Linked DNA regions of Homo sapiens: region 2 is linked to region 1. The links are chromatin contacts, found by Hi-C or POLR2A ChIA-PET in ENCODE. All regions are on one chromosome and are shown on one strand. The core of a region is the stretch at or near the end of the contact, and the rest is flanking DNA. Distances in the headings are between cores, read along the strand shown. Region 1 has its middle 19 kb from the start of SLAMF1. Region 2 has its middle 49 kb from the start of SLAMF6.

What was found. A loop is a pair of places that touch in the nucleus more often than their neighbours do. ChIA-PET counts read pairs that join two places held with the same protein, here RNA polymerase II (POLR2A). Pooled maps may share reads with other maps.
Region 2: a loop to region 1 is called in a pooled map, with 2.1 times the contacts of the local background. The contact joins two enhancer-like sites. A Hi-C loop is called at or near these places in 1 of 168 maps with a recorded cell type or tissue (OCI-LY7) and 6 of 50 pooled maps. POLR2A ChIA-PET finds 5 or more read pairs at or near these places in 2 of 52 experiments (OCI-LY7 and activated naive CD4-positive, alpha-beta T cell).

The regions. Positions count from the first base shown.
Region 1 is chr1:160,664,153-160,667,207 of GRCh38, forward strand. No RefSeq gene overlaps it. Among named protein-coding and RNA genes, the nearest start is that of SLAMF1, 19 kb to the left of the region's middle. RefSeq lists enhancers at 1,269-1,328, 1,342-1,903. Within about 2 kb of position 1,524, at least 19 of the 41 ENCODE cell types and tissues checked have a DNase peak (open chromatin) inside an H3K27ac peak, as active enhancers do; they include OCI-LY7, where a contact is called at or near this core.
Region 2 is chr1:160,473,050-160,476,104 of GRCh38, forward strand. No RefSeq gene overlaps it. Among named protein-coding and RNA genes, the nearest start is that of SLAMF6, 49 kb to the right of the region's middle. RefSeq lists an enhancer at 1,196-1,385. Within about 2 kb of position 1,407, at least 3 of the 41 ENCODE cell types and tissues checked have a DNase peak (open chromatin) inside an H3K27ac peak, as active enhancers do; they include OCI-LY7, where a contact is called at or near this core.

The DNA.
Region 1 (3,055 bases), core at 274-2,773:
TGAGGTGGGAGAGAAGGAGATCCATTGGAGAGTTATCTCATAGGTGGATTTTTCAGGGTTTGGTGACTTATTGAATGTGGGCTGTGAAGGAGAGTGGCCTATATACTATGGCCTTTACACTTCCAGTTCAGTTTCCCAGTAGATGGCAATGCCATTCTCTAAGAAAGGAAGTATAAGAGGTGGAGATAACTTAGGGGCAAAATTGAGAGCAAGGGGTATAAGATTATTTGTTGGCTTGGGATATGGTCAGTTTAAATGTTTACGGTTCATGCATATGGAGATTTCCAGGGGCTATTTGAAAACACAGAGCTGACTTTGAGAGGAGAAGTATAATCTGAAGGAAAGCAAACAAATATAGAAGTCATATTTTCAACTCCTTCATTTCACCCCAAGAAAGCTAATACTTAGAGACTAAAACTTCTAAGGGACTTACCATATGGCTAGTTTTTGAAAAGCCGTAACCAGAAACCAAATCTCTTGGGTTTAGGTCAATCCACCCATATCCTGATTGAGTTTCATTATGCTCTATTTACCTTCATGGTTCCCCAATCTAACAATGCCTGGCATACAGCAAGTGCTAAAAATGTTTGTGGAATGAATATACTGATTGTGGCCTTTTTTGGTGGGGGTAGAACTGGCCCCACACCTTCACATCATCACTGGAATTATGCCTCAGAAGCATCTTGGAAGTCAGCAGACCTAGGGAAGTCCTACTTAGCCATGAAATTTGCATTTCCCCAGGTACCTCCCAACCCCTCTCCACTTCCTCTGAGAGCAAAACCTCCGTTGTTCATGTCACACCCATGGGCAGCCTTTGTGCTCAGTACACAGACCTGATTGAGAAGATTGATAAAAGCAAAATAGAAAGAAGCCGTGATCTGGGTCATATGAGTTATACAACCATTTCCCTCTTATTTTACACTTGGGGAAACTTAAGCTAAGAGATCTTGTCTTAATTCATTAAAATTAGAGTTGCCAGCCCAGAAGAGAGGAAGGAGAAGTTTGGGACAGAGGAAGGCAACTAATACTTATTGAGCACTTACTGTATGGCAGACTTTATGTGGAATGATTTATTGAGGTTATCTCATTTAATCCTGATTTTAAAAATCATCCACATACGGAAACCGAGGTTTAGAAAGTTTACTTTTCCTGAGGTTCAGAAGCTGGTAAATGACGGTTCTGGAACTCAAACTCAAGGCTGTCTGGCTCCAAAGGTCATGCTCCTTCCCCTATACCACACAACCTCCCAGAAGCTTGAAATGTGGTTCTGGGTACTAGGTATAAGCTTGAAGACCAACCAAACATGCTCATTCCAGTGCTCTCTCTAGGAGCCAACAAGCCCTCCAACATTGCCCCCCTAGAAGGTCCTGCAAAATTGAGTTGTCTAGGGTTTGACAGAGTCCAGAAGACATTTTCGAACATAAGAAGGGCAATGGGTCAAGCCCCAGGGAGTACCCAGTAGTATCAACAAAGAAAGGAGAATGTGTATTTGACTTCCAGCCTCAGCCCTGCTGGTAACTTGCCAGACGGCCTTGGCCTGGCCACTTCCTTCCTGTCCTCCACCAAGATTACAGAAAATTAGGAAATGCAAATTTTATGGGCTTCCCTGCTGACGATTTCTAAGTCTTCTTTGTAGTAATCATTCCTATCACAAAGAGGGTGGGAAACGGTGATTATGGACCAGGGAGAGAGTCCTATTCCTAAGAAGTGGTTCTTGGACTTTGGAGAGGCAACAATTGGTTTGAGTCTTAACAAATGAGTGGGAGTTTGTTAGGTCAACGAGGAGTGGGAGGGGATTCCAGGAAGTGTAAAAGCTTGAGCAAAGGCATTGAGTAAATTCGGGGAACTGCTAGCAGTTCAGGAAGGTTGCAGCATTCAGTGCAAAGGAGGGGCCAAACTAGAAATTGGACAGGAGAAAATCACAGAAACCAAGCCACATAAGGATCAGTAGAACCCTGTAGGCTCTCCAACGAGCCTATCCTTGAAGGATTTAAGCATGAAAATGTTGTCATTATTAAACCTAGGCTTTAAAGAGGTCCTTCTGCTCTGTGTTGCTGTCCTCTGCCAGAGATAGCAAGACTGACAGAGGCTGTGCTCCTGTAGCCTGGGAGCCAGAATGGAGAGACACATTGGGCAGAGCCCGGCAGAGTCACAGGAACTTGTAGTCCCCATCTGTTTATTATTCATGGAAGCTTTCTCCTTTTCTTGATTGGATCAACAGAAAAATAAACTGTCGTCTTTGGCAGATGATTCAATGGGAATTCAAGGGTTTCAATGGGAATTCAAGGTTGAAAATGATAATGTACTCTGAGAACTCACAGGTCTATAAAAGGAGAGGCCTATACAAGGAAAGAAGAGGATGTGGTAAATGCAGAACAGACCCTCAGCATCTTGAAGGACCATCAAGGGGAAATAAGTATTGCAGACCTTTCATTAATCTGTGTAGTTAACTTTTTATTTGAAAATAATGTCAAAAGAGCTGCAAGAAAAAATTATTATTAATAATAGTACAAAGAACACGCTTATAAATATCCTGCAGGGAGGGGTCTACAAGTTGGCTGTGACTGTGAATACCTCTCTGTAATGTTTTGCCCATTTTGCTTTAATATTAGCTAGTTCTCTCTCTCTCTCTCTTTCTGTCTCTATTTGAACTATTATAGGGTAGGTTGCATATGGCATGGCTCTTTATCTTAAATACATCAGTGTAAAGAATTAGGATAATTTCTGACACAACTACAATATAGTTATCACTTAAGTAAATTTTACATTGATAACAATATTCTTGTCTAACCTACTGTTTGCATTTCAATTTTGTCGGTTGACCCTTTGTAACCATAATTTTCCCTCCAGGTCAGGATCCAGTCCAGTATTAGGTATTGCATTTAGTTGTTGTATCTCTTTAGTACCCTTCAACTGTAACATTTCCACAGCTATATCTTCTCCTTTATGACATGGATATATTTGAAGAATGCAGTCTTCCCACCCTTTCCCTTTTTTTTTTTTTTTCTTGAGGTGGAGTCTTGCTCTGTCACCCAGGCTGGAGTGCAGTGGTACA
Region 2 (3,055 bases), core at 157-2,656, 190 kb before region 1:
TCACTGGAATGAACATAAAAGGGAAAGAGAAATGCTTTAAGAACCGAGTCCTTGAGCAATCTGGTGTTAAAAGGCAGGGGTGATGAGAATGAACCAGCAAAGGAAATTAAGGAATGGCCACTATGTGGGATGAAAATTAGAAGAGTGTGATGTCTGGAAAGATAAGTGAAGACATGTTTCTAAAAGGAAGGAATTGACTATGGCAAATGTTGCTGATAGATCAGTTAATTTGAGGATTGAGTGTTTCAGTGGGTCAAAAGAGTGGGAGGAAAGAAATAGGAATTTTTCGTAAAGGATGGAGAAAAATGGGGCAGTAGCTAGAGAGAGAAGTGGGCTCAAGAGAATTTTGTTAATTAGATGAGAGAAATAAAAACATGTTTGTAACTTGATGGGAAAGATCCAGTAAAGAGGAAATTTTGTTAAAGCGGGGAAAGGGTAGAATTGCTGGAGTGATGTCCTTAAGTAGGTGAGAAGAGATGGGTTCTAGTAGAGGAATTGTCCTTTACTAGAAGCACAGTTAATTCATCCACAGTAACAGAAGAGAAGACAGGGTAGGGTATAGAGGTAGGCAGGTGGTAAATGTTATGGTGGAAGTGCATAGAAATATTCTTCAGATGGCTTCTATTTTATCAATAAGGAAACTGGGAGCTAGGATGGGGGTAGAAGTATTGGAAGGTTCATGCTCTCATTACCTCTCTGCCCTCATCTCCTAGTTGTCTTGGGGAGTGAGAGAATGAACTAAGGAAATAAAGTATAATTATCTGTCATCATTGAGATTATGGATCATAACTTTCAGTAAGACTAGTCAACATGGTTGTATGCTTTTCTCTGACTACCTTTAGTTATGCAAATTCAGGCATGATTGAGCCAAACAGTTGGATTTAAGTAGTATTAACTTATTATTATTATTATTATTATTATTATTATTATTATTATTATTAGGCCTGGCAGTTACAACATAAAGTTGAGGGACAACGGAATCAACTGCTTTGTATGAAAGAAAGTGGTGAGAATGACTTTTATTTAAGCTGAATAAGGAGGAAAGTGATGGCACAAGGGGTGTGAAGGATAGTGAAAAGTGCTTGGATCAATGGATTGTAGGCCAGAGGATGGAAGTTAAAGGATTGTTGGAGTTGGGGCACAAGAGGAAATGAAAAAAAAGATATAAGGTAGTGATTAGAGACAATGGGGTGCTTGAAATTAAGATTATAGAAGGGTTATAGCTTTTGGTACTAGGGTATGACTATGGAAGTGAAAGGCTGAAAGGCTAAAGGATTAAAAAAAGTAGAGGCTACAGCATCATTGGAGGAGAGGAGGTCAAGGATCAGAAAAGCTGGGCTAATGGAAAGATCATCTGCATGGAAAGAATTATGGAGTGGTGTCGAAGAATGTAAGAGCCAACCAGAAGCTAAACTCTTCAAGGAATAGGAAGTGGTGCCCTGAGGATAACAGATGACTGCAACAGGAAGAGTAGTGGTGGTACAATCTTGTAACATGAGATTCAAGGTTAAAATTGCTCATCTTATGGTCATGCATGACCTTCTAGTTACCAAAAATGGATCTGAAGTTTTATACAGAATTTGTCATCACTTCCACTTTCATGAAAAAAATTTTTTTTTTTTTGAGATGTTATGACCCTGGGATCTGTTGGTTTTCCTACCTCTCTATCAGTTCCTGCCCCCACCTCACCCCCTCTTTTTTGTCATCTCTTGGATTCTGCTTCTCAGTGGTAATTGCCTGGAGCTCCCTACATGTCCTCTCTTTTCACAGTTCACACACTTCCTGGGTGATCTCACTAATCTCATGGCTTCAACTTCCACCCAAATGCATGTGGCTTCCAAATCTGTGTCTCCATCCCCAACTATGCTCCATTGCTTCAGTCCTGTGTTTCTGACTGCCTACCAAGTTGCCCTTGGATGATTTTCAGGCAGCTTAAATTCATTCAAGACTGAATTAGTTATCTTCCTCTCCAAACTTCCTTCTTCATTTTTGAATTTCAGTCTACCACTAAGACACTTTTAACTCATCATAGTCCCTCTTCCTCATCTCCTATATGCAGTCAAGTCACCAATGCCTGTGGATTATATTTCTGAAAGATGAATTCTATTTCTGAAATGCTAACACTGATTAAATCCAGCTCTGCCTCCTTCAAAGCTATTTCTGCCCAACAAAAAGCTGAGGAACAAAAACAGAGGCATTGTCCTAGCTTTATAAGTCTAGGAAATATAGTTTAATAGATGTTCTATTTCTTTTTTTTTTTAATTATTAGTATACTTTAAGCTCTAGGGTACATGTGCACAACGTGCAGGTTTGTTACATATGTATACATGTGCCATGCTGGTGTGCTGCACCCATTAACTCGTTATTTAGCATTAGGTATATCTCCCAATGCTATCCCTCCCCCCTCCCCCCACCCCACAACAGTCCCCAGAGTGTGATGTTCCCCTTCCTGTGTCCATGTGTTCTCATTGTTCAATTCCCACCTTTGAGTGAGAATATGCGGTGTTTGGTTTTTTGTTCTTGTGACAGTTTACTGAGAATGATGATTTCCAATTTCATCCATGTCCCTACAAAGGACATGAACTCATCATTTTTTATGGCTGGATAGTATTCCATGGTGTATATGTGCCACATTTTCTTAATCCAGTCCATCATTGTTGGACATTTCAGTTGGTTCCAAGTCTTTGCTATTGTGAATAGTGCCGCAATAAACATACATGTGCATGTGTCTTTATAGCAGCATGAATTATAGTCCTTTGGGTATATACCCAGTAATGGGATGGCTGGGTCAAATGGTATTTCTAGTTCTAGATCCCTGAGGAATTGCCGCACTGACTTCCACAATGGCTGAACTAGTTTACAGCCCCACCAACAGTGTAAAAGTGTTCCTATTTCTCCACATCCTCTCCAGCACCTGTTGTTTCCTGACTTTTTAATGATTGCCATTCTAACTGGTGTGAGATGGTATCTCATTGTGGTTTTGATTTTCATTTCTCTGATGGCCAGTGATGATGAGCATTTTTTCATGTGTTTTTTGGCTGCATAAATGTCTTCT